Linked DNA regions of Homo sapiens: region 2 is linked to region 1. A link is an interaction called in ENCODE POLR2A ChIA-PET data of the cell type or tissue named here. Cell type or tissue: MCF 10A. All regions are shown on one strand. Links, peaks and the distances in the headings refer to the core of each region. The heading gives the core; the rest is flanking DNA.

Region 1 (15,955 bases), core at 7,484-9,983:
CCTCATGGAGACCATGCTCTGTTTCAAGAGACAGTACACAGGCATTATAAGACTAAAACAGCTCATGGCCCTAAGTGACTTTGCCTCTATTTGGTATTTAATGAATATGGCCTTTTGTCCTTATCTAGAAGGCATTGTCTATGAAGGCAAGGATGTTGTCTTTTCACTGCTGTTTCTGCAGCTCCTAGAAGTACCTAACAAAATGTAGGTCTTAATAAATACTTGATGAATGACTTAATCATATACTTCCTTATTAGAAGGCATTGGAGAGTCAATTCTTACTGCCTAGAATATTCTCTCTCTCTTCTGGTCCATGTCCTCTTCTTTTTTCAGCTCAATGTTTCACCAGTGTCAATCATTCATGGGCCACATTCATGACATTTACCATCTCTGTACACTACTTGTGTTATTATCTACTTACTATCTTTCTATCTACTTACTTATTAAAAATGGCTTCATTTTTATTTTATGATTTTTTTTTTCTTTTGAGACGAAGTCTTGCTCTGTCACCCAGGCTGGAGTGCAGTGGTGCGATCTTGTCTCATTGCAACCTCCGCCTCCCAGGTTCAAGTGATTCTCCTGCCTCAACCTCCTGAGTAGCTGTGATTACAGGCGCTTGCCACCACGCCCAGCTAATTTTTTTGTATCTTTAGTAGAGACAGGGTTTCACCATATTGGCCCAGCTGGGCTCGAACTCCTGACTCCAACTGATCCTCCTGCCTTGGCCTCCCAAAGTGCCGGGATTACAGGAGTGAGCCACCAGGCTCAGCTTTCATTTTTTATTTCGTTGTGTTACTAGTCAATGTCTGTGAAGTTATGAGTTGGTGTGCTCATGGCATCTTTTTCCTAATATGTAAATGCATAACTATTGAAATACTCTAATCTGAGAAATCCTAACGTGGTAACACTGACTTATCCTCTAAAACTCAGCTTAACTATTCCCTCTTCTGGAACATCTCCCCTTACCTCTTCCAACGCTGGTTAAAATATTCCTTTCCCATCCCTGTCATGTGGTAGCCATCGTTATCTGATGATAGACGTAAGCATAAGAACCATGTTGCATCTCACTTTTTAACCCTAGTGCTTTGCACAGGGCCAGGATGTAGCAGCACTTGATAAGTGACTTTGAATAACTAGATGAAACTCCTTTAGTCTAGGGAAGTTCATGCTGTCTGGCATGCATGGGTGCCCCTAACAGGACGCTCCGTGATTCTGTGAAGATAGTGTGCTGTCACTCAGGGCGCCAGCATTCCGAAGCTTCTCTTTGGATGCCCATCAACAAATCAGATGTATGAACTTTGATTTAGACTCCCAGCTCCCAGCAAGGAACCAGTATGCTCTGTGTCTGGGGAGTGTTTGGCCTCTGACCTTCCGCATCACATATTGCCTGTCAGTTACCCAGCCAGCCTTGGATGCTTCCAGTCTCTGGCCTCATTTCCCAGGATTGATAAGGGATGAAATTGGGCATTGGCAGTCTGGGATGGAGGGGGAAGTGATCAGGGGAGAGGCCCTTGATCCAGTGGGGCAGAAGTGAGCCATTCGATGGAATGGAGGTTTCCTTCAGCCTCCTGAAGTTACTTTCCCTAATATACATCATAACCTCAGGTTCTTCCTGCTCTGAACTCTGACTGTACCTGGTGTCTGCTGGTGTTTTGGTTCCGTATTCCTGCTTCTTGCCTCTCCAGCATGTGCCTGTCTTTCCACGTAGCGTCCTGTCTTAAACACTTTTTTTTTTTTTGAGATGGAGTCTTGCTCTTCTCACCCAGGCTGGAGTGCAATGGCACAATCTCAGCTCACTGCAACCTCTGCTTCCCGGGTTCGAGCGATTTTCCTGCCCCAGCCTCCCAAGTAGCTGGGATTACAGGTGCCCACCACCACACCTGGCTAATTTTTTTTTATTTTTAGTAGAGATGGGGTTTCACCACGTTGGCCAGGTTGGTCTCGAACTCCTCACCTCAGGTGATCTGCCCGCCGCAGCCTCCCAAAGTGCTGGGATTACAGGCGTGAGCCACTGCGCCTGGCCTGTCATAAACATTTTCTCTCTCTGTGTGTGTGTGTGTGTGTGTGTGTGTATGTATATACATATACATTTTTTTTTTTTTTTTGAGATGGGGTCTCGCTCTTGTTGCCCAGGCTGGAGTACAGTGGTGTGATTTCGGCTCACTGCAGCCTCCGCCTCCTGGGTTCAAGCGATTCTCCTGCCTCAGCCTCCCCAGTGGCTGGGTTTACAGGCGTCCACCACCATGCCTGGCTAATTTTTGTATTTTTAGTAGAGACGGGGTTTTGCCATGTTCGCCAGGTTGGTCTCCAACTCCTGACCTCAGGTGATCTGCCTACCTCAGCCTCCCAAAGTGCTGGGATTACAGGTGTGAGCCACCGCGCCCGGCCCCTGTCTTAAACATTTTTATCCACTTACTGATTGATGAGCATTTGGGCTAATTTCACATTTTTTCAGTTCCATATGGGCACTCAGAGGGTGATTGCAGATGCTGGTGGGTATTTGAACCATTAATGGTTATTTCTGTGTCAGGCAAATTGAGCACAGGTTTCTAGCCTGGCTTCTCATTTCTATGTGGCTTTCCACTTCTCAGCAAAAGCAAAGTATTGTTGCTACAACATAATTTTAAAGGAAGCTGCAAATGCATAGCAAAGCATTATTTGGTGGACAGGGCCACAGTTACTTCCTAGGCACTGATTTGCCTTTTGTATTCTGCAGGACTCCTTTGGCAAATGATGATGTGCTTTGTGGTCTTTCATTCCTTTCTGAAGCCTTAGGTTTAGTATCTACCATATGAGTGCTTCTCAGCACCACAGTTGACAGCCCTTTGAAGATGCTTTTGGCTACAAGTAACAGACCACCCAATACAAGAAAGCTTCAACAATCATAGGTTTATCATTGCACCAGCAGGAAGTCCAAGGTTGTGTAATTCATTAGTTCAGCGACATCATTGAGGAAAGACCCAGGCCCTTTTCATTTTCCTCTCTACCCACATTCAGTGTGTGGCCAGATGCTCCCCTCATCGTTTCAAGCTGGCTGCAGCAGCTCCAGGCACTGCGCCCTCGCATGACAATGTCAAGAGGCAGGAAGACCCCTGATGGTCAGGAGCCATGCTGTCTTGTGTCTCTTCCAAAGAGTGAGAAAACTATCTCCAGAAGGCCTGCTGATTTTCTCTTCTGTTTCATTGGCCAAGGGTGTGTAACAGGACCATGCCTAACCCAATTATTTAAACAAAAGTAAGGAAACAAGGAGGAAGAACAGCAGTTTTGAAAGCAACCAATAATGCTGGCCATAAAACTTCGATTCAATTTCTCCAAGTGTGCTCTGAAAAGCATCTCCATCAGAATTATCTACAGGCTGGGTGCGGTGGCTCATGCTTCTAATCCCAGCACTTTGGGAGGCCGAGGCGCGTGGATCACTTGAGGTCACACGTCTAATCCCAGCACTTTGGGAGGCCGAGGCAGGTGGATCACTTGAGGTCAGGAGTTCGAGACCAGCCTGGCCAACATGGTGAAACCCCGTCTCTACTAAAAATACAAAAATTAGCCAGGTGTGGTGTCAGGTGCCTGTAATCCCAGCTACTTGGGAGGCTGAGAAAGGAGAATCGCTTGAACCTGGGAGGCGGAGGTTGCAGTGAGCCCAGATCACACTGTTGCACTCCACCCTGGGTGAGAAAATGAGAAGATTCTGTCTCAAACAAACAAAATAATAATAATAATTTTTTAAAAAAGAATTATTTAAAATATGCTTGCTAGAATGCACATTTCTTTTTTAAAACATATATATATATATATTTCAATAGGTTTTTGGGGAGCAGGTGGTGTTTGGTTACATGCATAAGTTCTTTAGTGGTGATTTCTGAGATTTTGGTGCCCCTGCCACCTAAGCAGTGTACACCGTACCCAGTGTGTAGTCTATATCCCTCACCCCCCTCCCACCCTTTCCCCCAAGACCCCAAAGTCCATTATATATATATATATATATTTTTTTTTTCTTTTTTCTTTTTTTTTTTTTGAGACGGAGTCTCACTGTTGCCCAGACTGGAGTGCAGTGGTGCGATCTTGGCTCACTGCAAGCTCCGCCTCCTGGGTTCACGCCATTCTCCCTCCTCAGCCTCCCGAGTAGCTGGGACTACAGGCACCCACCACCACGCCCGGCTAATTTTTTGTATTTTTAGTAGAGATGGGGTTTCACCATGTTAGCCAGGATGGTCTCGATCTCCTGACCTCGTGATCCACCCGCCTCAGCCTCCCAAAGTGCTGAGATTACAGGCGTGAGCCACTGTGCCCGGCCAATTATATAATTCTTATGCCTTTGTGTCCACATAGCTTAGCTCCCACTTATGAATGAGAACATACAATGTTTTGTTTTTCATTTCTGAGTTACTTCACTTAGAATAATGGTCTCCAATTCCATCCATGTTGCTGCAAATGCCATTATTTTATTCCTTTTTATGGCTGAGTAGTATTCCATGCGCGCGCGCTCTCTCTTTCTCTCTCTCTCTATGTGTGTGTGTGTATATATATATGTGTATGTCATATTTTCTTTTTTTTTTTTTTTTTTTTGAGATGGAGTTCTAGTCTTGTCACCCAGGGTGGAGTGCAATGGTGCGATCTTGGCTCACTGCAACCTCTGCCTCCCAGGTTCAAGTGATTCTCCTACCTCAGCCTCCTGAGTAGCTGGGATTACAGGCACGTGCCACCATGCCCAGCTAATTTTTGTATGTTTAGTAGAGACGAGGTTTCACCATGTTGGCCAGGATGTTCTCAATCTCTTGACTCATGATCCACCTGCTTCGGCCTCCCAAAGTGCTGGGATTACAGGTGTGAGCCATCGCCCGGTCTTCTTTTTTTCTTTTCTTGAGTCTCGCTGCGTCACCAGGCTGGAGTGCAATGGTGCGATCCCGGCTCACTGCAGCCTCTGCCTCCCGGGTTCAAGTGATTCTCCTACCTCAGCCTCCCGAGTAGCTGCGATTATAGGCACGCGCCACCACGCCTGGCTAATTTTTTGTATTTTTAGTAGAGATGGGGTTTCACCACGTTGGCCAGGTTGGTCTCAAACTCCTGACCTCGTGATCCGCCCACCTCGGCCTCCCAGAGTGCTGGGATTACAGGCATGAGCCATGGCGCCTGGCCTACATTTTCTTTATCCACTTGTTAATTGATGGGCATTTGAGCTGGTTTCATATTTTTTCAGTTGCAAATTGTGCTGCTGTAAACATGCATGTACAAGTATCTTTTTTCATGTAATGACTTCTTTTCCTCTGGGTAGATAGCCAGGAGTGGGATTGCTGGATCGAATGGTAGATCTTCTTTAAGGAGTCTCTACACTGTTTTGTATAGTGGTTGTACTGGTTTACATTCAAAGTGTTCCCTTTTCATCTTATCCACACAAGCATCTATTATTTTTTAATTTTTTGAGAGTACATTCTTGCAGGAATGAGGTGGTTTTGATTTGCATTTCCCTGATAAAATGCACATTTCTGAACCCCTTTCCTGACGTACTGAATCAGAATGCCCGGGAGCCAGGCCCAGGAATTTGCATTTTAACATTAACCCGGTGAGTCTTATTGGCACTGAGTTTCAGTCCCACAGCCTGGGGTTCGTGGTTGTCTCCTATTGATATTTTCATGTCATAGATGTCCCTTCAGCAATGCTAGTCCTGTTGAGCAGAGGCTGGGGGCCCAAGAAGAATGAAGACTTTGACTTCAGAAATTCCCTTTCCAGCTCTTGCCTTTAGAGATTCAGACAGAAATATTAACTGATGCAGTGATGCTATCTGGCATTTGCTTCAAAACAATCTGGGTAGCAGAGGGAAAGTGGGATTGTGGATAAAATGGAATTAGCCATAATTTGATCATGTTGGATCTGGGTGTTATACATAGGGTGCCTTATCCGGTTCTCTCCACTTAAGTTTTTTAAAGTCTGCATTCCAGGGGCTTGCTCTGTCGCTATGCCGCCTTTGACCCTGGGTAAGTCCATCTCCTTCTTTGGGTTTCAGCATAAGTTCTCTATAAAATTAGTGTGTTTTCACATTTTCTTTTTTTCCCCTTCCCTCCGAATGAACCTCTTCTCCAAACAAAATCTTATGTAGAACTTAAAGATATGACAAAAGTCAAACAGCTCTCTTTGCAGGTGCTATGGATGCCTTTAAGATAACTCCAGAAACCCTAGGACTCTGCAGAAGATAGTTTAGCAGCTACTGTACTAGGGCCTTGCTGTAAACACATATATAGACCACCCTGATGCAGAACCATAGCCTGGTACTCAGGCAAAAAGAATCCTTGGGAAGTAAAGATTCAGCCATGGATGCAATTTCTAAGGCACGTGTTGCTGCCTGCAAGTCAGTCTTCAGTAGATTCCAGGTATCCCAAGACCGCACAAGCCTGCATCTTTCCTCCTCTGTACCATTACTGCATTGTTACCCTGACTTGGAGCAGGAGGGGATGGCAGTGCACATTTACTGTAGCTCTAGGTTCACTATCCAGGCAAGATTTCTGGTCGTGGCTAGGATCAGAGATGTGTGGGTTGGCCGAGAGTTTCTGATATCGACGTATTTCTGTCGTGTGGCAGGATTTGAGGCTCAGTACTGTATGATATTAGGAGCCCCTGACTTCATCTTCTAATGAGTTGGTCCTACATGGGACTATGGCTGTGTCCGAATGCTGGCTGCCCAAGACCACTGCACTGCCTGAGTTCAGTCATTCCTCACAGAGGTGCCGAGGTCAGCCTTCCTCGACCAGAGTGGTTCTCCTGCAGTGAATGACCTTAGACTCTGGAGATGTGAATGAAATCCTAGCTATCTTCTTAAAATCCTTCAAAGAAGGGATTAAGTCACAGTAATAACCAGGTACCTACTGCATTAGTTTCCTGTGATTGCCATAATAAATTACCACAAAACTAGTAATTTTGGCTTAAGACAACACAAATTTATTTTACTAGGAGCTGTGTAGGTGAAATGTCTAACATGGGTCTCACTGAGGTAAAATCAAGGTTTCGGTAGTGTTGTGTTCCTTTCTGGAAGCCCTCGAGGAAAAATCCACATTCGTGCTTTTTCCAGCTTCTAGAAGCCACTCACATTCCCTGGCTCGTGGTCCCTTCCTTCATCTTCAAAGTCAGCATCTTCTAATCTCTCGCTCACTGTGCTTCCATAGCCACATCTCTTTCTCTGACTCTCTTCTTCCTCCTCCTTCCAATTAAAGGACCTTCATGATGACATTGGGTCCACCTGGATACTCCAGGATAGCCTCCCTACTTTAAAGTCAGGTGATTAGCAACTTTAATTCCATCTACAACCTTCATTCCCCTTGTCATGTAACTTAACATATTCACAACTCCAGGGATGAAGATGTGGCCATCTTGCCGGGGCCTTCCTTTTGCCAACCATACAGACCTACCAGTAGATTTCGAAACAGAGTGGCACCTTCCTCTGTCTTGAAGGATGTGCATCTGTCAACTGGGAGGGGCTGTTTCACATGAACGGGATGGCACCTCAAGTTCATCTTAGCTCGTTGCCCAGTTGAGGTGCTGGAGCTTACATGGTGGTGAGTGGTGTATGTTTTTACCACAAATGGATATGACCCACAGGGCACAAGAACCTTTTGTTTTTGTTTGAGACGGAGTCTCGCTCTGTCGCCAGGCTGGAGTGCGGTGGTGCAACCTCGGCTCACTGCAACCTCCGACTCCCTGGTTTAAGCTATTCTCCTGCCTCAGCCTCCCGAGTAGCTGGGATTACAGGCACACACCATCATGCCCAGCTATTTTTTTTTTTGTATTTTTAGTAGAGACGGGGTTTCACCATGTTGGCCAGGATGGTCTCAATCTCCTGACCTCGTGATCTGTCCACCTCGGCCTCCCAAAGTGCTGGGATTATAGGGCACAAGAACCTTGAAGACTGGGCATTTCCATTCTCTCTTCACCGACAGCAGATGGTATACATTTAAACTAGCCTATTTGGGTCTCAGTTATCATACTTGTAAAATGGACACATTAATACGATACGAGGAAACCTGTGATAAGCATGTGAACAAGGAATCTATTTAAGTTTCCATAAAAAATGTGACTCTTAGAAGCACTGCGTTATTTAAAAAACAATATTTTCGCAGAAGGCAGTAACAGTCTATTTCTTTATTCTACAGAGAATCCTCATTAGGGGCTCGTAAGATCTGTTTCTTTAAGAGGAGGAAAGGAAGTGCTGAGTAATTTCTGAGTCTCATGCCCTTTGGTCCCTGAGTATATAATCTATAGCAGTGCTTTCTGTGACACTAAAAATGGGAAGCCTGCTGTCTATATATAGTCACGGGCTCTTCATGATTGGGGCCTAGCTGCAGAAATTTCTAGAGAAAAGGTGATATGCCATGGTGTTGGCAGGTAAGCACCACTTCTGGGTGTGAGGTCCATGTCAGTGAAGGAGTTAGTTAGGCCCTTAAAGGAAAACAGACCTCACATGCCAATAGATACATAACTCCTAGAAATATGGCAGCTGGAATTGGTTTGGATTTAGCCTCTGCCGACTTCAGAGTGTGCAACAGCCAAATAGAACGCACGTCAAGTTTTGCAAACTGTCCAGCACAGCCCGCGCTGTTTCTGTGGTTAAGCGCCATTAATACCACACAGGTGAAGAAAAAAGGGCCGGAATTTGGCTCCAGGAACAAGCGAGGCACCATTTCACCCCCAGCTTCTTTCTGAGGCTCCTGGGTAGCCTCAGGCGGGCAACGGCCCCGCAGAGGAAGCGCGGGCCGCCTGGCCGGTACTTGACCTTCCCAGTCCGTTCTCACGCCACAGCCTTCCCGGCGTTGCCATGCGTAGTGGGAAGGCCGTGGACAAACTAAGAACAGTAACAAGTTGTCATGACTCAGAGACTCCTGGAAGTCTGCAGCGCCTCCAGGAGCAGCGGCCGGGCTGTGCGTCCATCGGTCCGTGCGTCTCTCGCCTGCCGCTCTGCGGCCGCGGGCCCCTCGGTGCGTCTGGGCGCGCCCGGCCCCGCGCATTCCTGGCCGGGGAGGAGAGCGCGGCGGGCGCCCTGCGCGAGCAGCTGGCCGAGCGCTGCCCCGGGTCGGAGAGCCCAGAGCTGGGGGAGGAGCCTGGCCCGGCAGCCGCCGCTCGCCCAGTCATTGGCCTTTTGTGCTGCAACTTTTCCCGAGCCTTTCGGGGAGCCACGCCGGCCCTGCGCCGTTGTCCCGGGAAACTTTGCGTCCCAGGGCCGCACCGGACCGTGGTGACCCCACGCGCCGCGCCGCCACCGGGCTCGGAAAACCCAGCGCCCCCGGGCTCTTTGGCAGTTGCGACTCCGAACGAAGGCGGCTCCGTGCGGGCCATCCCCTATCTCCCCGGGCGGGTAAGTGCCGGGGCCACGGGCGGGCGGCCGGGGTCAGAAGATGGGCGCCCGAAGGACCTTGGCCCCCAGACAAAGGCGTACTGGAAGTGGCCAAAGCTCATTTCGGCTTTCCCCGGCAGGGACTGGCCGAGGGTGGAAAAGTGGCTAACTGCACATTCGGTCCCCTGCTGGCAGAGGAGTGTGGCTGCGGGGAAACCGCGGGCCCCAGAGTGTCTGCCCAGGAGCCTGGTTCCCTTGAGTGGGAGCGCGGGGGTCAAAGCCCGTGGTTCGGGGCGCGCGCCAGTGGCTGGGATTCCCGCTCGCGGTTGGGGTCCCCGCGCGTGGTTGTGGTTGGCGCCCGTGACCAGGCTCCCTGCCAGGGTTGGGGTCCCGCCCTTGGGGGCCTCCGCGCCTTCCCACCGGGCTCTTTCCCAGCTCGTGTGGTCCTACTGGGTCGCGTGGGGGCATCCCCGGCGGGCCACGACGGCGCGTGGACTAGCCATAAAACTCTGCGCTGGATTTCCTCCGAGTTTGGGACTTTTAAATTCTCGAATAGTTACGTCAGCAGGGCCGAGCGCACTTCGGGGATCCGGCGCAACACGTGACCCGCCCGAGCGTCCCCTCCGCGTCCTTGGCTCCCGCCGCAGAGTGCGCCTCTGCCTCGGGGTGTCCTCGAAATCCAGTGTCGGGGCGCTGGGATTTGCTGCCCAGGCTCCGAGCGCCGAATACACCACGCTGTGGCCAGGTGTCCTCTTCAATCCTGGTCTTTTCTTAAAATGGCTTCATCATCATCACTGTTACTGTTGTTGCTATCTTCAGGCTCTGTCAAATGCTGGGACAGGAGAATGTGATAGCGGGTTGAAATACAGCTGAAATAGACATTGTGGAGGGGAAATGGAAGCGGGGCCTAAGGAGGGGCGGCTGGAGAGGATGGGGGGCCCTCGTGTCACAGGACGTGGGACATTGAGGATCCTAGGGCAGTTTCCTGTGCTATGCCAGAGGAAGGTGCGGCTCTGTTACCGGAGAGAACTCTCCCCATTCTTACTTCTCTGATTCCTTATTGAGGCCACATTTTAAAAGCCGTTTCCATGATATCTGGAAATGACTTTTTTTCCGGGACTGTGACGTGAGGCAGTGTTTGGTCTGTGAGATGCACGTGCAGATTAACAGTTGAATCTTAAGCAGTGTTTTTAGGGTTGACAGTTGATGGAACTTAGAGGAAGGGTTTTGTTGAAAATTGCACAGTGAGTTCCCTCCCGGAGCAGCTGGCTTTCCCTTCTCAGGCCAGGCGGGAGGGCCTCCTGAGAATGGGACCAGTTGAGCCAGGCGGGTGAGTGGATTCCCACGGGGCTCTTTCTCACAGGCTCTGCCTGGGACTAATTCTCCGGGAAGGAAATCGGAGCAGCAAATAGGCCAGCAGCCACCCTCCTTGTGCAAATGCCACAGCAACTCAGCTACCCAGAGTCACTAGTCTCTCATCAAAAGTTACATCCCAAGCCTCAGAAGTGTGATCATGGAATATGACCTGCTTGTATTATAGTTATTCATATACCGGTGTTATGGAACTGCCTTATGGAAATCTTCAGGTCAAATGCTGCCGCCTCTGTGGAACCTAGACAGGATTAGCCCCTTGTCTCTCCGTTCCAGCCGTCCTCTTTTCTCTCTTAAAAAAATAATGTTCAAGAAACGTGCTTGAACATTTAAAATATTTTAGCAAGAAGGAAAGTTAAAGATCAAGGTTTCGTTTTACAGATACGAAAAGAGAGACTCAAAGAAGTCCAGGGTCTTGGCCAGGGCCACACATCAAGGTAGGACTCCAACCCCAGACCGCAGACACTTGCCCTGGTGTTCTCTGCGCCAAGTCCTGCGGCCTCGTTGGTTTTATTCGGCTTTGTATCCTGGTTATTTGTGTTTGATGCTTTTATGGAGACAGACACTGCTTGAGGAAGGATATGTCTGGTTCACAATGCCACGCCACAAGAGTAACACAGAGCCTGGGAGGTAGATGGTGGTTGAATTGAATGACACAGCCCCCACCTTCAAGGAGGTAGGTAGGTGAGTGTGTGTGTGTGTGTGTGTGTGTGTGTGTGTGTGTGTGTGTGTGTGTGAGATACCTGAGCATGCACATATGGGGCAGGCTTTGTGGTGAAGGATAATGCCCCAGGAGGGGATGTCTGGAAATGTGGGAGGATATTTTTGGTTGTTCCAGTGACTAGGGAGGGAACTGCTATTAGGAGGATATTTTTGGTTGTCCCAGTGACTGGGGAGGATGCTATTGGCGTCTAGTGGGGGAGGGCTAGGGTCACTCTCATGTGAGAGTCCTGCACAGCAGAGAATTGCCTCACCCCAATGCCAATAGCATCTCAATAGAGGATGCTGCCAGGCTTTGAGGAATCATGAGAGACAGTTCTAATTGGGAGGATGAAAGAAAGGGTCTCTGGGCTTGCCCAGCTCTGGGCTGTAAGCGTAGATGAGACTGGAAGAGAATGAGGGCTTGATGGGGAGCACCTGTGTGTGTGTATGTGCATATGTGTACATGCATGTGTGGGTGTATTTTTTTTTTTCAGGACTTGGTTCCATAGCCAAAAGCGAAGCGTTCTTGGATTTACTGTAGCTGGGGTTTAGCAGGTCCTTGCAACTTTTGCACAGATGATCAGGAGGTGGTTTAGGAAGCTGGCAATAAAATCAGTAACTAGTGCTGGCTAGAGGAGCATAGAGATGGCTGCAGGGCTGGGTGCCCTCATTTATCCCCTTGTGACCAAGGTCTGTGAAATCCATTTTGGTGGCTAGCTGTGTTTTTTTTCTGCCTCTCCCCTATTGAGGTCGCAGTCCTTGGTTCATAACCCCAGTAATCATGTTCACATCAACTCCCTGCGATGACAGAACATGTTGAGGATTATGAAATCATTCAGGAGAAACGAGAGGCCTGAGAAGGAAGACCCAGGGAAACCAAAGTTTGCAGAGCAATGCATCTGAAAAACAGAGGAGCAAGTGAAATTCTCCAGGGAATGTAGAGCAGCCGACCCTTTGTAATGGAGGTGTCATTTCAGATGTGTTGAGTGTCAGCTCTGTCCCCATCCCTCTGTCCGCTATCCACAGTGTTATAGAGTTTCAGTCTGTCACTTTGCAAGTGTATTCATGGCTGCTAATTGAGATAAAGCAAAGTCCCCAAGACTTATTTTCCTTAGGTTGGGGAAGGGCAGTATTGAGAAAGCCCAGAATTTATAGACAAAGATCCTATATTGGAGTTCTTGCCCTACCCCTTACCAGCTGTGTGACCTTGAGCAAGTCGTGACGTTGTGAACTGTCTGAGTCACCTTCCTTCTCGTGGATGGTGGGGCCGCTTATCCCTGCCCACCTGGCTCTCGAAGCTGGGGAGGCCAGTGAAGTCATGCACATGAATATACTTGATAAACAAACTGTAAAGGGCTGTGCAAATGGAAAGTCAGTGGTGTTCATATTTTTCATCTGGTTATGATTAAAAGTACTGATTTAGGGGAGCTCAATTTCCTAACACCTGCTGTAGCCTGTGTGCATTAGTGTTGTTTTTAAATGCAAACCAGGAGACATACTATGAAACGCAGTTCTTCCTTATTTAGAAGCTGTGTATTGACTCTGCCGTCCATGAGCTGGTTGTCTCGGCTTCCTTTTTGTTCATCCTACCTTGCTTTGCCACTCTCCTTTCTTTCTTTTTTTTTTTTGAGACCGTCTTGCTGCATGAGTGAGTGAGTGCAAAGCCCTTCACACAACACCTGGCAAACAGAAGTGCTCACAATGTGAGTGGCCCTTATGACTGCTATTATCATTAATACTTTTATTGTAATGATTTAAATTTGTTACAGTATTTCATATATATTCAAATTTTGCCACCAGCAGCAAAATCAGCATGCTCACAACATTAAATCAAGTCCCTCAAATCTCAGGGCCGCAGTTTCTCCTCTGCTCCTGGGAGAGGTCAACCTCTCTGGTCTTAGAAATCTTTTTTTTTTTTTTTTTTCTTTGAGACAGAGTCTCGCTCTGTCACCAGGCTGGAGTGCAGTGGCGTGATCTCGGCCCACTGCAACCTCTGCCTCCTGGGTTCAAGTGATTCTCCTGCCTCAGCTCCACAGCAGCTGGGACTACAGGTGTGCACCACCATGCCCGGCTAATTTTTTGTATTTTTAGTAGAGACGGGGATTTGCCATGTTTCCCAGGCTGGTCTCGAACTCCTGCTGTCAAGTTATCTGCCCAGCTCGGCCTCCCAAAATGCTGGGATTACAGGTGTGAGCCACCGCACCCAGCTGCCACCCTCTCTTTTAATTGTTCATTTATATTTTGCCTAGAAAATAAGTACAAACACACGAATATGGGGCTCTTGTTAGGTCTGCTGACCTGGGGAGAAATAAATGGAAAGAGAAAGCAGCTGCCCCATTGGCTCATCTCAGGTTATTTACAGTCCCGCTAATTCTTGTCATTCTGTGGTTGTGTCCACGCTTGGTCCTCTGAGGTCCAGGAGCTATTCTAGTGTCTGCATCATTTAGAATAGAAGGCTCCTGGCTAGCATTCTTGCACTGAAGCTCCTTGAGGGCATGGGGGGTTGGTTTCATATCATGACTGTTCCCCCAGTGGGGCACATTCTAAATTGACAAGAGACAGTAAGCAGCTAGGCCATATGGCCATCAATAGGATCTTTTTTCTTCCTCCTTTTATACCCAGGACACCCCTCCCTCCATCCCTTGGGCTTGCTGTGGCTCCTACTTTCTGGCTCCCTGCTTCACACAGAACAGGAAAAGATTGAACATTACCTTTGTTTTTCTCTTTTTCTTTTTTTTTTTTTTTTGAGATGGAGTCTTACTCTGTTGTCCGGGCTGGAGTGCAGTGGTGCCATCTCAGCTCACGGCAACCCCTGCTTCCCCGGGTTCAAACTGTTCTCCTGCTTCAGCCTCCCAAGTAGCTGGGACTACAGGCATGTGCCACCATGCCCGGCTAATTTTTGTATTTTTAGTAGAGTTGGAGTTTCACCATGTTGGCTGGGCTGGTCTTGAACTCCTGACCTCAGGCCATCCGGCCGCCTCGGCCTCCCAAAGTGCTGGGATTACAGGTGTGAGCCACCGCGCCCAGCCTGGACGTTACCTTTCTTACCTTGACTGAAACTGGTTCATCCCAGCAACTTAGCTGGCCCAGGACTCTGCATTCTGGAACTCCCAGGTTGTCTTGTGGTCAGCCGTGTGCCAAGGTCTCTCTCTGACGGCTAACAACCCCTGCGTCATTGCTCTCTGCATCCTCAGTACCTTGTATTGTGTTTGGCAGAACAGATTTTCGTCAGTTCTTGTTGAATCAGTTAATGAATCGTCTCCTCTCTTGAACTATAGGCTCTAAGGCTTTGCTTTTTGTTCAGGGTCTAGACCTGGTTGCATTGCAGGGAGAGGAAATGGAGGTAATTTTGCTGCTTGTGTGGTTTTGGAATCAGGGAAAATCTGTAACTCTGCTAAGATGCTGAGGACTGAGTGACATTTTTTTAAACACCAACTAAAATTTTGCCTCATCTATATAAGAATACTGGTGGCATTTGTTGAGACTTCAGTTTGTTGTTTGTGGGCTGAGTGGCCTGTTCTCAGCCTGAAAAAGTTAGAGAGGAAGCTGATTGTGGCCTGAATTAAGTGTTAGCTAGACAGATCTGGTGGCAGAGGCTATTAATATCATTCTGTTAGTGCTATTTTCCATGAACCCATACTGTGTATTGAGGACCTGTAGTGAGATGATGCTATGCTTTACATGTTTTTTAAATTGTGATTAAACAAACCACATAAGATGTACCATCATAACCATTTTTAAGTGTACAGTTTGGTGGTAAGTATATTCATATTATTGTGAAACATCTCCAGAACTTACTCATCTTGCCAATCTGAACGACTGTATCCATTAAACAACAATTTCCCTTCTTCCCTTCTCTCCCCAGACCCTGGTAACACTATTAGACTTTCTATTTCTACATATATTTTTTCCTCTTATTTCTTTTAACAGTCTTTCAAGTAATGCATTTATCTCCATTTTACAGGTTCAGAAACTGAAGCTCAAAGAGGTTAATGAACTTGCCTAGGGCTTATAAATGGCGAGTAAGTGGCAGAGCTGGATTCAGGCTCAGATCTATGTCCAGAGTCTGTGCTCTTTGTACTATACTTGCTGCCCCTGCCCACCTAAGCCCCTGGACCCTCCATGTGATTTCTGTGCCCAGTGTTCTGGTGAGTCAGCGCACCTGTGGATTTGGTGCACTGGCTTTGGGCATCCTCAGCTGAGATCTTGATCCCAGAGGGGCTGGTCCGTTCAGCTGGCTTTGTGCTGTTTTGATCAGGAGGACAGCTACACTTTCACTCACCTGACTGTATAGCTTCTCCCAGCATCTGGCTGAGTTTATTTGTCATCTTTTGAGAAGAACATCAGGCTGGGTATCGTGGCTCACTCCTGTAATCCCAGCATGTTGGGAGGCCAAGACGGGTGGATCACCAAAGGTCAGGAGTTCAAGACCAGCCTGGCCAACATGGCAAAACCCTGTTCCTACTGAAAATATAAATGTTAGCTGGACTGGGTGTGGTGGTATGCACCCGTCATCTCAGCTACTCGGGAGGCTGACGCAGGAGAATTGCTTAAACCCGGGAGGCAGAG
Region 2 (15,955 bases), core at 4,660-7,159, 160 kb before region 1:
AGTCATCAAGATTCCTCTGCATCATGTCCTGGCTTCAGTGTCCCTTCCCCATACTGTACTCTATATTCTGGCTTCCAGCATCCCCCTGTGTATGTGGTACTCTGGCTTGTGTAACTTCCTCTTGTTAACAACCAGTTTGATTGAGTCATCTCCTGGCTGGTCTCAGGAGTATTCCCACATTTCTGCTCAGATTGTGCTCTCAATCTACTTCAAGAAGCACTTCCTTTTCCAAGAAGGCCTCTGTCTTCAGTTCCACCTCACATTAAAGACTCCAGCCCTTTGTTATCTCTCAATATGTAAGCAATGCATTTTTACCCCTTTATTACACTTGTGATATATTTGCATATAGTTCTTTCCCGCCTACTTGGATTGTAAGTTCACCAAAAGTAGACTGTTGCCACTCCTTTGATATTCCAAGGTTGTGTGGGATGGCATATGCATGAGATCACAGGCTTTGTTTTTAGACATTGGTGTTTAAGTTGCAGTCTCCCACTTAGCATCTTTGTGGCCTTAAACATGTCACTTAACTCTCTTAAAGTTTCCTCATACGTAAAATGGGGATGATATTCCTATCACCTCATAGGATTGTTGGAGGGGTCCGTGTTTGGTGTTTAGATGCCATTGGATGCACTCAGACTTCTGCAAAATGGAGACAGCAGGCAAGGCGCTGTTTCCAATGCCAAAAGTTGCTCTTGCATTTTACTGTGAAGTTCATATCAAGTTCACTTTATGTGAGAAGGGGTTAACAACCCTTTCCATTCAATCACCACCATCTTCTCCATGAGCTAGGACTTCCCATAACTCTTTAAACACATTTCATGATTTTTTATGAAGGATTAAAATTTAGGTGTGTGAAGATCAGAGTCATTTTCTTCACAACTCAGGCAGTCTTTCACTTACAGAGCAAAGCCCAGTCTTGCTCATAGTTTGTTTCAACCTGATTTACTATCAGAAAAGTTCTCTGTTTATTTTACTGGCTTAAAAATATTCTTTCTCTGGTCTAGTTTCTCTTGTCAGAAAAGAGAAACAATTTACAACATAGTACTTAAATAAAAAGTAATTTTAGGTCCGTGTGATTTTCTTTATATAAGTGTTATTTTAATTTAAGCTGATTACTTAAAGGGAGGCTTACACTCAGGACTGCATATTTTTCTTTATCAAAAAAGAGGCTTCTCTTTTTTCACATGAGGGTAAATAAGAGGCTGCCTTTTAGCACTTCACACAATGCCTGACTCTTAGCCAATGAATGAAAGGGGCTTGTGGTATCCTATGGTCCCGTCAGGTCATAGATGTATAAGAATTTTGGCTGAATTAATATCACATGAGTTTGAAATCTGAGTGACATGGTTTTTATCAATTTTAAAATGGTGTTATGTTTGGTTTGGAGATCAAGTTAATATAAAATGTAGAATGAAACGTAATTTAATGCTTTTGAACCATTACATGACCTGATGTTTGAAATTCTTTTCTAAAGCATAAAATACATGTATTGTTTGTTTGTTTGTTAATTGAGATGGAGTCTCACTTTGTTGCCCAGGCTGCAGTGCAGTGGTGTGATCTCAGCTCACTGCGACTTCTGCCACCCAGGTTCAAGCGATTCTCGTGCCTCAGCTTCCTGAGTAGCTGGGACTACAGGCACGTGCCACCACGTCTAGCTAATTTTTTGTTTTGTTTTGAGACAGAGTCTCGCTCCATCGCCCAGGCTGGAGTGCAGTGGTGTCATCTCCACTCACTGCAAGCTCCGCCTCCTGGGTTCACGCCATTCTCCTGCCTCAGCCTCCTGAGTAGCTGGGACTACCCACTACCACACTCCGCTAATATTTTGTATTTTTAGTAGAGATGGCGTTTCACCATGTTAGCCAGGATGGTCTCAATCTCCTGACCTCGTGATCCGCCTGCCTCGGCCTCCCAAAGTGCTGGGATTACAGGTGTGAGCCACCGCGCCCGGCCATGTATTTACTTTTATAGCTATTTATGAATATTATTTTGGGGGGCTATAGTTTTTTTTGGTTTTGTTTTTTTGGGTTTTGGGGTTTTTTTTTTTTTTTTTTTTTTTAGACAGGGTCTCACTCTGTTGCCCAGGCTGGAGTGAGTGGCGCCATCTTGGCTCACCAACAGGAGGCTACTCAGCCTTCTGACTAGCTGAGATTACAGGCATGCGTCACCATGCCCCGCTAATTTTGTATTTTAAGTAGAGACAAGGTTTCTCCATGTTGGTGAGGCTGGTCTCAAACTCCTCGACCTCAGGTGATCCGCCAGCCTCGGCCGCCCAAAGTGCTGGGATTATAGGCGTGAACCACCGAGCCCGGCCTAAATTTTTTTTTGTAGAGATAGAAGTCTCACTCTGTTGCTCAGGATGGACTTGAATCCCTGGGCTCAAGTGACCCTCCCGCTTGGCCTCCCACAGTGCTGGGATTATAGGCATAAATCATCACATCTGGCTGGGCTACAGTCTCAATTACTTCTCTGCACATGGCACATTTCGGGAGGGACAGATTTAATTCCTAAGAATCCAGGTAATTAATTACTGTATTTTTTCCTTTTCACATTTTTTTTTTAAGATGGAGTCTCGCTCTGTTGCCCAGGCTGGAGTGCAGTGGCGCAGTCTTGGCTCATTGCAACCTCTGCCTCCCAGGTTCAAGCAATTCTTGCACCTCAGCCTCCCAAGTAGCTGGGATTACAGGCGCACACCACCACGCCTGTCTACCTTTTTGTATTTTTAGTAGAGTTGAGGGTCTCACCATGTTGGCCAGACTGGTCTCGAACTCCTGACCTCAGATGATCTGCCCACCTCGGCCTCCCAAAGTGCTAGGATTACAGGCATGAGCCACCACGCCTGGCCCACATTTGTTTTAAAGAACTAGAGATGTCTCAATGGGCTACACGATGACTTTGGATGAATGCGGCTTGCATACATGGTAGAGAGTATCTTGAAGTGAATAGACAGAATCATTTTCATTCATTTGTACTTCAATACTGGTATTTTTTTTGCTTCCTATTTTTTTGGAGACAGAGTGTCATGCTGTCGCCCAGGCTGGAGTGCAGTGGCGCAGTCTTGGCTCATGGCAGCCTCCGGCTCCCAGGTCCAAGAGGTTCTCTTGCCTCAGCCTCCCGAGTAGCTGGAACTACAGGTGCGCATCACCATGCTCAGCTAATTTTTGTATTTTTTAGTAGAGATGGGGTTTCACCATATTGGCCGGGCTGTTCTCGAACTCCTGACCTCATGGTCTGCCCACCTCGGCCTCCCAAAGTGCTGGGATTACAGGTGTGAGCCACTGCGCCTGGCCATATATTTACTTTTTGTAACTATTTATGAATATGATTTTGGGTGTTTGTTTTTGTTTTTGTTTTTGTTTTGAGACAGAGTCTCACTCTGTTGCCCAGGCTGGAGTGTAGTGGCACAATCACGGCTCACTGCAGCCTTGACCTCCCAGGCTTAAGCAATCCTTCCACTTCAGCCTCCCAAGTAGCTGGGACCCCAGGCATGCCACCAAGCCTGGCCAATTTTAAATTTTTCTTTTTTCTTGAGATGGAATTTTGCTCTTGTTGCCCAGGCTGGAGTGCAATGGCACAATCTTGGCTCACTGCAACCTCTGCCTCCTGGGTTCAAGCAATTCTCCTGCCTCAGCCTCCTGACTAGCTGGGATTATAGGCATGCACCACCATGCCCGGCTAATTTTGTATTTTTAGTAGAGACAGGGTTTCACCATGTTGGTCAGGCTGGTCTCGAACTCCCGACCTCAGGTGATCCGCCAGCCTCAGCCTCCCAAAGTGCTGGGATTACAGTCATGAGCCATTGAGCCTGGCCTAAATTTTTTTTTGTAGAGATAGAAGTCTCACTATGTTGCTCAAGATGGTCTTGAACCTGTGGGCTCAAGTGACCCTCCCACTTGGCCTCTCAAAGTGCTGGAATTATAGGCATAAACCACCACATCTGGCTGGGCTACAGTCTGAATCACTTCTCTGCACATGGCACATTTTGGGAGGGACAGATTTAATTCCTAAGTAAGAATCCAGGTAATTAATTACTGTATTTTCTCCTTTTCACATTTGTTTTAAAGAACTAGAGATGTCTCATTGGGCTACATGATGACTTTGGATGAATGCAGCTTGCATACATGGTAGAGAGTATCTTGAAGTGAATATACAGAATCATTTTCATTCATTTGTATTTCAACATTTCAACACTGGTACCTTTTTTGCTTCCTGCTTCCTCCTTTTTTTTTTTTTTTTTTTTTTTTGAGACAGAATGTCACTCTGTCACCCCAGCTGGAGTACAGTGGCGTGATCTTGGCTCACTTCAGCCTCTGCCTCCCGGGTTCAAGTGATTCTCCTGCCTCAGCCTCCCGAGTTGCTGGGACTACATGCACGCACCACCATGCCTGGCTAATTTTTGTATTTTTTAGTAGAGACAGGGTTTCACCATATTGCCCAAGCTGGTCTCGAACTCCTGACCTTGTGATCCACCCGCCTCAGCCTCCCAAAGTGCTGGCATTACAGGCGTGAGCCACTGTGCCCGGCCTGCTTCCTATCTTTAAAGACCAGTTATCAACATAAATAATATGTGACTAAAAATATATTAAAGTGTGTTAAAGCTAAAACCTCCCCAGCATTAGTATTTAGCTGAGTGACACCCCAGCTAAGTGATGATGAGGCCACATGACTAAGCCAATTGCCCACTCACCCAGCCTCCTCCAACTACTGTGAATATGCATACAGCATCCTCTCCAAGGGTTTACACTGATTCCATTTCCATGGAGAATACTCAACATATATGCCAAAGAAAAGCAAATCAGATGCTTTCATTGCCTTTTACATTGTTTTCTCTGCACTGAGATGGGATGCCTGTGCCTGTTGAAACACAGCCCCTTTTAGCTTCTCTCTCTGACCATTCAGCCCAGCTTACACTGAGTGAAGCCCATTCCCTGCCAACCATACTATGTCTTCACATACTGCCTCACAGTAGTCTCAGTCTAGGATAGCGATGACACACAGAAAAGCTTGTGACTGCTTCTGGTTGCCTTAGAAATCAGCCCAAGGCATCCTGAAGGATCAATAGTAGGTAGCTGAAAGTCTGAAAGAGGGTCAGAAACTTTAATGTCTGGAAAACAGTGCTTTGCAGAATAGAGAATGAGTGATTAGAACATGGGAGAGCAGACACTGAGAGTTGGAGAGAGAGGAGCAAAGATGTATATAAAGCTGGCAATTGATAGGGCAATGGTGGAAGCAAAAGGCGTCATAACAGCATGAGGCAGTGACTCAAGGTGCTATGAGGAGGAAGTGGAACGGGACTAGCGAAGGATCAACAAACAGGATCTGAGTCTTTGGTGACAGACTCCGAATGATTGAGGCTGAGTGCAGAGGAACAGTAGGTATTATTTTCCTGCTATTTTGGGCAAGAGAATATTCAGCTATCTGAGAATAAGTATAGCCCAAGGATGAAAATGATGAGCTCTGGAGTCATGTAGGCACATATCTTGACTCTGAAACTACTCCTGGGGCCTTTGACAAGTCATGAAACCTCTCATAGCCTCAGTCCCTTTGCTAAGATTAGGGGATAATAAAGACCTATCTCATAAGACTGTTTGGAAGGCTAAGTAAAATAATCCATTTAAGTTCATAGTGTAATGCCTAGTGTATACTAAACTCAATAAATGTTGCTATGGAAACAATATAAGAACCTCTTAGAAAAGAAAAATATAAAACAGTATTATGAGTCTGTCTTTTTAAGAAATTAGCTTTATTAATACTTACTAGACAAATAGTCTTTTGTTTTTTCCAGTTCTGTCTTACAAAATCTTTCCCTTATTTTGCTAAGAGAAACCAAAGAAAACAAAATATTTATAACGCAGGTTGTTAAACATAGAACCTATTTACTAACTAATCAGATTAAGAAGAGGTCTCCAGGATGCTTAAACATGACTGTTCTCTATCCTAAGTAACATATTTCTCAGCTATATTTTTCTGCATTAAATTTTAAAAAACTTTTGTCATACAGTTTTATTACCAGTTTAAAATGTAAACCTTTGTCAAGAATCATGAAAGATGTTAGATAGCTGTTGTTGGAAATTAATGACAGCTTATAAATTATATTGCTTGCTAATAACTTTGCACATAACTGCACTTAAAATGTACATACCAACTTTTGCTTGTTTTCTTGTACTTACCGACTTTGAAAACTTTTCTCATCAAAGCTAAGTTCTTTGTCCTAGCAATAATATACAAAAACAGTGGTTTGTGATATTTGAAATAGCAATATGGTCTTCTCTGTCCAGTGTTAATATAAAGGTACTTCTGACAGTTTCAGCCCCAAACAAAATGCGGCTCTCTTTGTTTATTCAAATTTTATCAGAGTGCATTCCTTCCTTCCTTCGGGCAAAGACAGAAGTTAAACATACCATAGAGTCCTGCCTGTTGGCAGAGAGAAATGCCTTCTGCTATACATGGAAATTGTGTCCCAAATCAACTCCCTAATATAATTCACACTAGAGCATGTTTCCTGAAACCTTTCTCCAAATCCTAGTATAATTTCTCTTTTTGATCTTCTAGATTGGCCTGGGCTAAAAATACTCAAGACCCTCAGATTGCAGTAGGGTCCTATTCCCCATTAGAAAAGAAGATTCAGGTGAGGAAATACATTTACCATGGAGTTTGGAGCCAGTAATAATCATAATCATAAAAAGCTTATCCCTGAGGTAGAAGGGGCCCAAGTGTTTCGAGGGAAAGTGCTCTCTGCCTGTTTAGTTCAGCATTTGGTTCAGTGAGCACCAATGGTGCTGGCCGGACAGCACTGAACAGAGAATAACCACCCCTGCCCCCACAAAGGGGTGCTTAGTCTAGTGAGGAGCATTGATATTAGACAAACAGCATAAATTACTGTAAGTGTCATGGAAGGATGAGGTTTTCTCTGAGAGAGTTTGTGGAAGATCTGAGGGAGTGACGTTTAAGCTGAAATTGAAGAGTGGTCTACATAAGGACCATAGTAGTCCCAGCTACTCAGGAGGCTGAGGCAGGGGAATCGCTTGAACCCAGGAGGCGGAGGTTGCAGTAAGCCGAGATTGTGCCACTGCACTCCAGCCTGGTGACAGAGCAAGACTCTGTCTCAAAAAAAGAAAAAAACCAGTGACGACCTAGACAAGAGCAGTCAGTGAAGTAGTGGGGGGAAAAGGGGGTGGGGGATGAAAACCCAGCAAAAGTGGATTGAGGAGAAAAGGTGAGGTGAGAAAATGGAGAAGGAACACAGGTAACTACTCAAATTATATTGTGAAGAGGAGTAAAAAAGGCGGGTAAAAACCGGAGCAGGGTGTACAATAGAGGAAGAGCTTTCCTCTTTTGTTAAAGATGACATATACTGAAGCCTATTTGTATGTGGATGGGAGTGACCCAGCAGCAGGGAGATTTTGGGGAAAGGGAATCTGATAATTGCAAAATTGAGTCTTGAAGCTCAACAAGCACAGGTGGAAGGCTTGGCTTTGGAAAGGCACAGGGGCAGCGTTTCCTCTGTAAAGGCAGGAAGGCAGAGTTGGGACAGAGGCAAGGTGGTGGTTCTGGCAGCGAGGAGGGAGGAGCTCCGGAGGGACTGCTTCTGATTCCTCAGGGAAGGCTACGGCAAAGTCCTCAGGTAGGAGGGAACACTGCAGGAGGAGAGTGTAGGAGGTATGTGGGGCTGGGCACGGTGGCTCACAACTGCAATCCCAGCACTTTGGGAGGCCGAGGCGGGCAGATCACTTGGGGTCAGGAGTTCGAGAACATCCTGGCCAACATAGTGGAACTTTGTCTCTACTAAAAATTACAAAAATTAGCCGGGCATGGTGGCACACATCTGTAGTCCCAGCTACTCAGGAGGCTGAGGCAGGAGAATTGCTTGAACCCAGGAGGCGGAGGTTGCAGTGAGCTGAGATCATACCACTGCACTCCAGCCTGGGTGACAGTGCAAGACTCCATCTAAGAAAACAAAAAAGTGTCCCTAACTGGGACATGGTGTAGGAGTTTTAGATCTGTACCATGGAAATAGAATAAAGGACATCCAACTTAAAATGTTCTAATACTTCCCTTTCATAAGGGTTTAGGTGGTGTCCATCCTTTTTTTTGAGATGGAGTCTTGCTCTGTCGCCCAGGCTGGAGTGCAGTGGTGCGATCTCGGCTCATTGCAACCTCCACCTCCCAGGTTCAAGCGATTCTCCTGCCTCAGCTTCCCAACCAGCTGGGACAACAGGCGTATACCACCACGCCCAGCTAATTTTTGTATTTTTAGTAGAGATGGGGTTTCACCATATTGGCCAGGCTGGTCTCAAACTCCTGACCTCAGGATCCACCCACCTCGGCCTCCCAAAGTGCTGGGATTACAGGCATGAGCCACCACGCCCAGCCTAGGTGGTGTCCATTCTTCAGAAGTGAGGAAACTGTTTAGTCCACAAGTTTCAGCAGGAGAATGAAACACTTCATAAACTTAAGGCCGTGTCTTCTGATTTCCAGTTTGCTAAAGCAGAGGCGTACTACTATCAATAGCATCAAGAAATGATGATGGAAGAAGCATGGAAATACAATATGGTTCCAAAATGGGAAACTAAAATAGAGGAAGAGGAAAAGAGATCACAACGTGAGAAAACAGAAGATACTAAAAAATGGGACTATCTAGTGCCTGAGAGGGAACTGAGTCTTACAAAGAAACATATACCAGGCTGAACAAACCAGAGGCCTCAGAGACCACAAACACCGACTGCTCCCTCAAAGAATTCCCAGTGAAATACTTTCCCCTAAAATACTAACACGGGAAAAGGATGGAAAGCATGAAAATATCCAGAAAACACACAAAACTGAAACCAGTAAGCACAAGGTGGCATGGACAAAGGAACAGATGAAGGGACACCAAGACCGAATGATCTGAGGGAGAGAACTCAAAGCAAAGACACGCTCAGAAGCGCTCCAGCCCCGTTCCATCTTTCCTAAAATCTCAAGTGGAAAAAGAGAAGGTGAAAGAGTTTGAATGGGTCACAGCTTATCCAATTTTGCAACCTTACCAGAAAGCACTTAGGAAAGTGATGATTCTGATGGAGAAATAAGAAAAAAGAGAGTATAAAATTAAGAAACCACTCTGAAGGGAGCTCTTGAGTATGCCACCATTTTTGAGAAGTCAACTAGAAAAAAATAAGGTTTAAATTATTTTATATTTTTTAGACTAGCATACTTTTAATCATTAATGCAATAAAACATATACTCCCCTGGTTTTTTTAAGTGCATCAAACTGGCAAAAATTAAAAAAGCCACAAGCACAGTATTTCCAAGTGTTTCAGCTGGCTGTGTGACAACTCTAAAACTTAGTGACTTAAAGCAACCACCACTTTATTATATCTCGCAGTTCTATGTCAGGAAATCAGACAGAGCTCAACTGGACATTTCTGTCCCATGAGGTACCACCAGAGCTGCCTGGGGATATTCAGGTGATGACTGGGCTCATCTGGAGGGTCCAAGATGGCTTCCCCACATGCCCTTGGCAGGGAAGGCTAGAAAGCTGGGCCTCCCTGGCCCATCTCTCATTTGCAGCTCTCCATGTGGTTTCAGTGCCACGTGGTAGTTGGACTTATTATTCGGTGACTCACGACTCCACGAATGTGTATTCCAAGAGGCCTGTTGGAAGCTAGAAGGCTTCTTATGACTTAGCCTCACAAGTCCCAGAACATCACTTCTGTATTCTACTGGTCACATAAGTCACCAAGACCAGCTTAAATCCAAGGAAAGGGAAAGCGGACTCCTATCAAAAAAACTTTGGGCTGGGCATGGTGGCTCCCACCTATAATCCCAGCACTTTGAGAGGCTGAGGCAGGCGTTATCACTTGAGGTCAGGAGTTCAAGACCAGCCTGGCCAACAAGGTGAAACCCCATCTCTACTAAAAATACAAAAAAAAGTAAGACGGGTGTGGTGGCTCGTGCCTGTAATCCCAGCTACTCGGGAGTCCGAGACAGGAGAATCGGTTGAACACAGGAGGCAGAGGTTACAGTGAGCTGAGATCTGGCCACTGCACTCCACCCTGGGGGACAGAGCGAGACTCTGTCTAAAAAAAAAAAAAAAAATTGTAGCCATTTTTAAATCTCCCCCTCCAAGAATCTGAAAAGTCTTAACTCACACACCTTCATCCTTCACTATGCTTTTCATTATTCTTTTAACATTGCTAATCGCAACACTTTTCTAGAAATCCAGAAACCTACAATTTCACAGCCTCTGAGTTGATCTTGACTAAAGCGGCATGGCTCCCTCTCTGTAGGAGTAAATATAGCAGAGGATGTACAAGCCTGTTACAATTATGCAGAAACACATTGTCTTGTACTCTCCAATCCACCTAAAACTTAATATCATATTCCTAAGCCTAAACCCTAACTCTGTCCAGGAGATGTAGCCCCTCTGTACTTCAAGGGGTTTACAACTCATGTGGGGAAGAAAACACTGAAGAAAAAAAAATAGCACGTCCGGTTATGCAGTATAAAGTGTTTTATTGAAAATATGGACTAGAGTAGGGCAGCAATTTAGGGGGAACTGAGAATGGAGCTTGGATGATAACTTCTTAGGCAGCGGAGACAGGAGGAAGGCATGGCCACAATTCCACCCTGATTCCTACCACCCTCAGCACAGAAATAAGGCTCCTCCCCAGCCGTTGGAGACATCTATGGAAAAGATTTGTGAATACATGAGATGAGAACAGACAGGACAACTGATTTAAGAACAAGGTACTATTGACAAAACCCTGGAGGAAAAGAAAGGCTTTGGGAAGGTGATAAGTTTTATTTATTTATTTATTTTTGAGATGGATTCTGGCTCTGTCGCCCAGGCCAGAGTGCAGTGGCGCCATCTCAGCTCACTGCAAGCTCCGCCTCCTGGGTTCCCGCCATTCTCCTGCCTCAACCTCCTGGGCAGCTGGGACTACAGGCACCTGCCACCACGCCAGGCTAATTTTTTGTATTTTTAGTAGAGACGGGGTTTCATCGCGTTAGCCAGGATGGTCTCGATTTCCTGTCCTCGTGATCCGCCCACCTCGGCCTCCCAGAGTGCTGGGATTACAGGCGTAAGCCACCAGGCCTGGCCAAGTTTTATTTTTAAAAGATAACATGGCCGGGTGCAGTGGTTCACGCCTATAATCCCAGCACTCTGGGAGGCCGAGGTAGGTGGATCACCTGAGGTCAGGAGTTTGAGACCAGCCTGGCCAACATGGTGAAACCCTGTCTCTACTAAAAATACAAAAATTAGCCAGGAGTGGTGGCAGGCACCTGTAATCCCAGCTACTCAGGAGGCTGAGGCAGGAGAATCTCTTGAACCCGGGAGGCAGAGGTTGCAGTGAGCCAAGATCACACCATTGCACTCCAGCCTAGGAGACAAGAGTGAAACTCCATCTCAAAAAATAAAATATAACATGTATTTTTCAGTTCAGAAATTTAAAGAAAAAGTAGCTCATAATAACCACTGTTGATTATTTTATCTTTACTTGTTTGAAATGGAGTCTCACTCTGTCGCCCAGGCTGGTGTGCAGTGGCCCAATCTTGGCTCAGTGCTACCTCCACCTCCCGGGTTCAAGCAGTTCTCCTGCCTCAGCCTCTGAGGATTACAGGTGCCCGCCACCATGCCCAGCTAATTTTGTATTTTTTAATAAAGGATTTCACCACATGGGCCAGGCTGGTCTTGAACTCCTGACCTCAAGTGATCCACGCGCCTCAGCTTCCCAAAATGCTGGATTACAGGTGTGAGCCACTGCGCTGGCCACTGTTGATAACTTTAAAAAGTAAAAAGTACAGGTTAGAAAATTCAATAGTTGGCCAGGCGTGGTGGCTCACACCTGTAATCCCAGCACTTTGGGAGGCCGAGGCGGGCAGATCACGAGGTCAGGAGATCAAGACTATCCTGGCCAACACGGTGAAACCCCGTTCTCTACTAAAAATACAAAAAAATTAGCCAGGCATGGTGGCGGGCGCCTGTAGTCCCAGCTACTCAGGAGACTGAGGCAGAAGAATGGCATGAACCTGGGAGGCGGAACTTGCAGTAAGACAAGATCACACCACTGCACTCCAGCCTGGGCGACAGAGCGAGACTCCTTCCCAAAAAAAAAAAAGTAAGTTCAATAGTTACAAAAAGGTACAAAATGAAAAGCAACATGGCCTTGGTTTGCAAAATGTAACCACTTTTAAGTGTCTCAAATTAGGAAAGTTTGAAACAAGTAGAAAGTAGAAAAATGACAGATAAAAAGGGGGGCAACTTTAGACAAGAACTTAGAAAGTTATGGTGTTAAGACTACATGTTATATAATTCCATTTATGTGCAATGTCTAGAACAGGCAAATTTACAGAAAGTAGATTAGTGGTTGCTTAGGGGTAAGAGGTCAGAATGGTAGGTGAGGTAGAGTGACAGCTAATGGGTTCAGGGTCAGGGGAACAAAAATGTTCAAAAATTAGATTGTGGTAATGGTTGCTAAGCCCTATGAATAGATGAAAAATGATTTATACAGTTTACATAGAAATTGTAGGTATGTTAATTATATATATAATATATATTATATGTGTGTGTGTGTGTGTGTGTGTGTGTATATATATATATATATATTTTTTTTTTTTTTTTTTTGAGGCAGTTTCATTCTTGTTGCCCAGGCTGGAGTGCAATGGCACAATCTCAGCTCACCACAACCTCTGTCTCCCTGGTTCAAGCGAGTCTCCTGCCTCAGCCTCCCGAGTCACTGGAATTACAGGCATGCACCAGCATGCCCGGCTAATTTTGTATTTTTAGTAGAGACAGGCTGGTCTTGAACTCCCAACCTCAGGTGATCCGCCTGCCTCGGCCTCCCAACGTGCTGGGATTACAGGCGTGAGCCACCGCATCCGGTGTGAGTTATATTTCACTAAAGCTGTTTAACAAAAAAATAAATGCTAGAGTTTAGAGTCCTGAGGAAGCGGGCCTGGAAATGTAGGGAAAGGACCTGAGCATTCGAGGCTTTGAACATCACTAAAGAGTTCAGATTTTTTTTAATCTTGAAGGCAATGGGAAATCTGAGTAATATGACAAGTGGTTCTGAAGAAGCAGAAGAGACCTGAAGGACAGAAGTAGGCGATAACAGATTGGAGTCTGTGGTAGTAACCTGGGCAAACTGAGAGAAGAGATCAGATGGGGATTAGTGACTGGTTAAGGTAAGGGCTTGGAGGGTGGGGGCAATCCTAGTTTTCCATCTGAGAAAATAAAGTCGTAAAAGTGCCAGTATAGGTCTTCTAGGGAGATTTGAAGGGCTGTTTTGTACATGTCTAAAATAACCCACAAGCTGTCCAGTGAGCAACTGATTGCATGTATCTGTAACATTTTCAAGAAGTTTAGGCATCAAAGTTGTCAGACTGTTCATGGTGTAAATGTCAGCATAAATGATGACAGTGACTGTGAAAGGGGAACCAGGGAAAGCAACAGACATCAAGGATACACAGTTTCAAGGCATAGATCTCCAAGTGTCAAATGCACGGCCATATATCCACTGGAGTTAACAATTTGGAAAGGAATTAGGAAAGCTGGCATACAACAGACTCAATGAGTGGGAAAGGAGGTGCCACACTGCCACGGACTGACATGAGGGGAGACAAGTGATTCTCATTAAAGAGGTGATAGGATAGCAGCTTGAAGAGGGTCATGGTAATGTTTTTAAAATCAGAGATGGGCTTGGTTGAAGGGAAAACTCCAGATACAGGTGAAGGGGATGACTGAGAGAGCAGGCTCCCCTAGGAGGCAGGAAGCACTGGAGCCCAGAGTCTTCCACAGAAAAGACGCCTCTACCCCTGATGCCAGAGGGAAGCAGTGAGAAAACATGAAATAGCAAAGTGGGAACTGGGAGAAGAAACTGACTAGACTTGAAAGCATAGCCGAGATGAGAAGCATGGAGTAGCATGCTGGTAAGATGGAACCAGGGCTGATGTTGCTGGGGAAAGTAGTCCAGCCTGGCTTGCCAGAGGATTTAATAGTTTCTTGTGTGTAAATCAGAGGCTGAATCATAGGAAATTACTCATATTTGACCGTATTTTACCTATAAAAACAACAGTTTCATATGATACAACCTATTTGTTGACTTGACTAGCTAGCTTCGTGGCAAAAAAGAAGTAAAAGGAATCATAATGGTCCGCAGGGCATTAACAACCTAAGTAAAACTTTCACTGGGACAGGAATAGACAAAGGAGACACTCTCCAATAATTAGAAAATAAAGAGCAACTACAATTATTTGTGAATATGGCGGTGAGTTTCCTTTAATCAAAGACAACCATGACAAATTTATTAACTATCAAAAGCTACATTTTACTAAAAACAATCTGCCTTTAAAAATGTTGAATCATACAATATGTACGATACATGCCGCTTTCCGTTTTGGACTTCACTATCCATTTGAGTCCTAAAAAGGGGAAGAATAGCTGGTTAACAGTTTATAAATGATAAACCAAAAGTTCATATAATATACATAAATTAAATCCAACAATTAGCCCTCCTCAGTGAGTAGGGCCCAGGTTAATCCACATTATATATCTTAAATTTATTCCATATTTATTCCCTTCTTCTTTTTTCTTTTTTTTTTTTTTTTTTTTTGAGACAGAGTTTCGCTCTGTCGCCCAGGCTGGAGTGCAGTGGCACAATCTCAGGCTCACTGCAAGCTCTGCCTCCCAGGTTCACGCCATTCTCCTGCCTCAGCCTCCTGAGTAGCTGGAACTACAGGCGCCCACCACCACGCCCAGCTAATTTTTTTGTACTTTTAGTAGAGACGGGGTTTCACCGTGTTAGCCAGGATGGTCTCAATCTCCTGACGTCGTGGTCCGCCTGCCTCGCCCTCCCAAAGTGCTGAGATTACTGGTGTGAGCCACTGCGCCCGGCCTATTCCCTTCATTTAAAATATTTTTACAACTTGGAACAAAAGTATTTCAATTAATTGAAGCACATATTAAGTGCTTACATTAAGTACAAAAAAGTTTATTTTAATGCTCAAAATCAGAAAATTTGAGCTAGAAAAAAAATTCTTAGCAATGATCTAGCTTGAAAATCTTTCCATTTTATAGATATATTTATAGATTAAAAAAAAATAAAGTTGAAGCCAGGCGTGGTGGCTCATGTCTGTAATCCCAGCACTTTGGGAGGCCGAGGCGGGCGGACCACAAGGTCAGGAGTTCAAGACCAGCCTGACCAACATGGTGAAATCCCGTCTCTACTAAAAATAGAAAAATTAGCTGGTCACTGTGGCAGGTGCCTATAATCCCAGCTACTCAGGAGGCTGAAGCAGGAGAATTGCTTGAACCGGGGAGGCAGAGATTACAGTGAACTGAGATCGTGCCACTGCACTCTAGCCTGGGGGTGACAGAGCAAGACTCTGTCTCAAAAAAAAAGAGAAGTTGGGTGAGATTAAGTGACTTGCCCAAGGTTTTAAAGTAAGGGGCAAAAATAAATAAATAAAGTAAGGGGCATAGCCGATAGAATCTAGGTCTTCTGATTCCCACCCACAACTGTCTGCACTACAAAATGTCAGATCATTATTAAGATTTCTTTCTAGAAATGTTACCCTTCATAAAAATGAAGAAGAATTCTTTCATAGCCTAATACAAATTTTAGAAATGCCAATTTACCAAGATTATTCTAAGGTAATTCTATCCTAATCCTCTTTTTCTGCTTTGTACTTATAAAATAAGCAAATCTAATGGGATGGTGAACAACAACATGGATGAGAGGATTCAATATTTCACTTATCTAATTTACCAGTTTGTTGGGGGAAAAGCAGCAGCTGGGTATGGTGACTCATACCTATAATCCCAGCACTTTGGGAAGCTGAGATGGGAGCATCCCTTGAGCCCAGGAGTTTGAGACCAGCCTGGGCAACATAGTGAGACCCCTTCCCTATTTTTTATTAAAAACAAAAACAAAAACAAAACCCACCAAACCAAGAACAATCCTGCACTGCTTCTTTCAGC

The links. ChIA-PET counts read pairs that join two places held together with the same protein. Peaks named below come from ENCODE experiments on the same cell type or tissue, not always from the same donor. Only the 100,000 strongest peaks of a DNase experiment are listed, where the experiment ranks them.
Region 2: POLR2A ChIA-PET joins it to region 1 with 5 read pairs; 3 of 35 experiments call an interaction of 5 or more read pairs at or near these places.

What each region holds. Positions count from the first base shown.
Region 1 is chr10:122,103,900-122,119,854 of GRCh38, forward strand. The region is part of intron 5 of TACC2 (transforming acidic coiled-coil containing protein 2); the gene reads left to right. Among named protein-coding and RNA genes, the nearest start is that of TACC2, 120 kb to the left of the region's middle. In MCF 10A, for the core only: CTCF peaks have their summits at 8,912 and 9,499; DNase peaks (open chromatin) are centred at 8,872, 9,472 and 9,912.
Region 2 is chr10:121,942,863-121,958,817 of GRCh38, forward strand. It overlaps NSMCE4A (NSE4A component of SMC5/6 complex), which reads right to left. Exons shown (of 11, transcript NM_017615.3): 11 at 14,229-14,397. It also overlaps the pseudogene ATE1OSP. Among named protein-coding and RNA genes, the nearest start is that of ATE1, 23 kb to the left of the region's middle. In MCF 10A, for the core only: no CTCF peak of the experiment used is centred there; no DNase peak of the experiment used is centred there.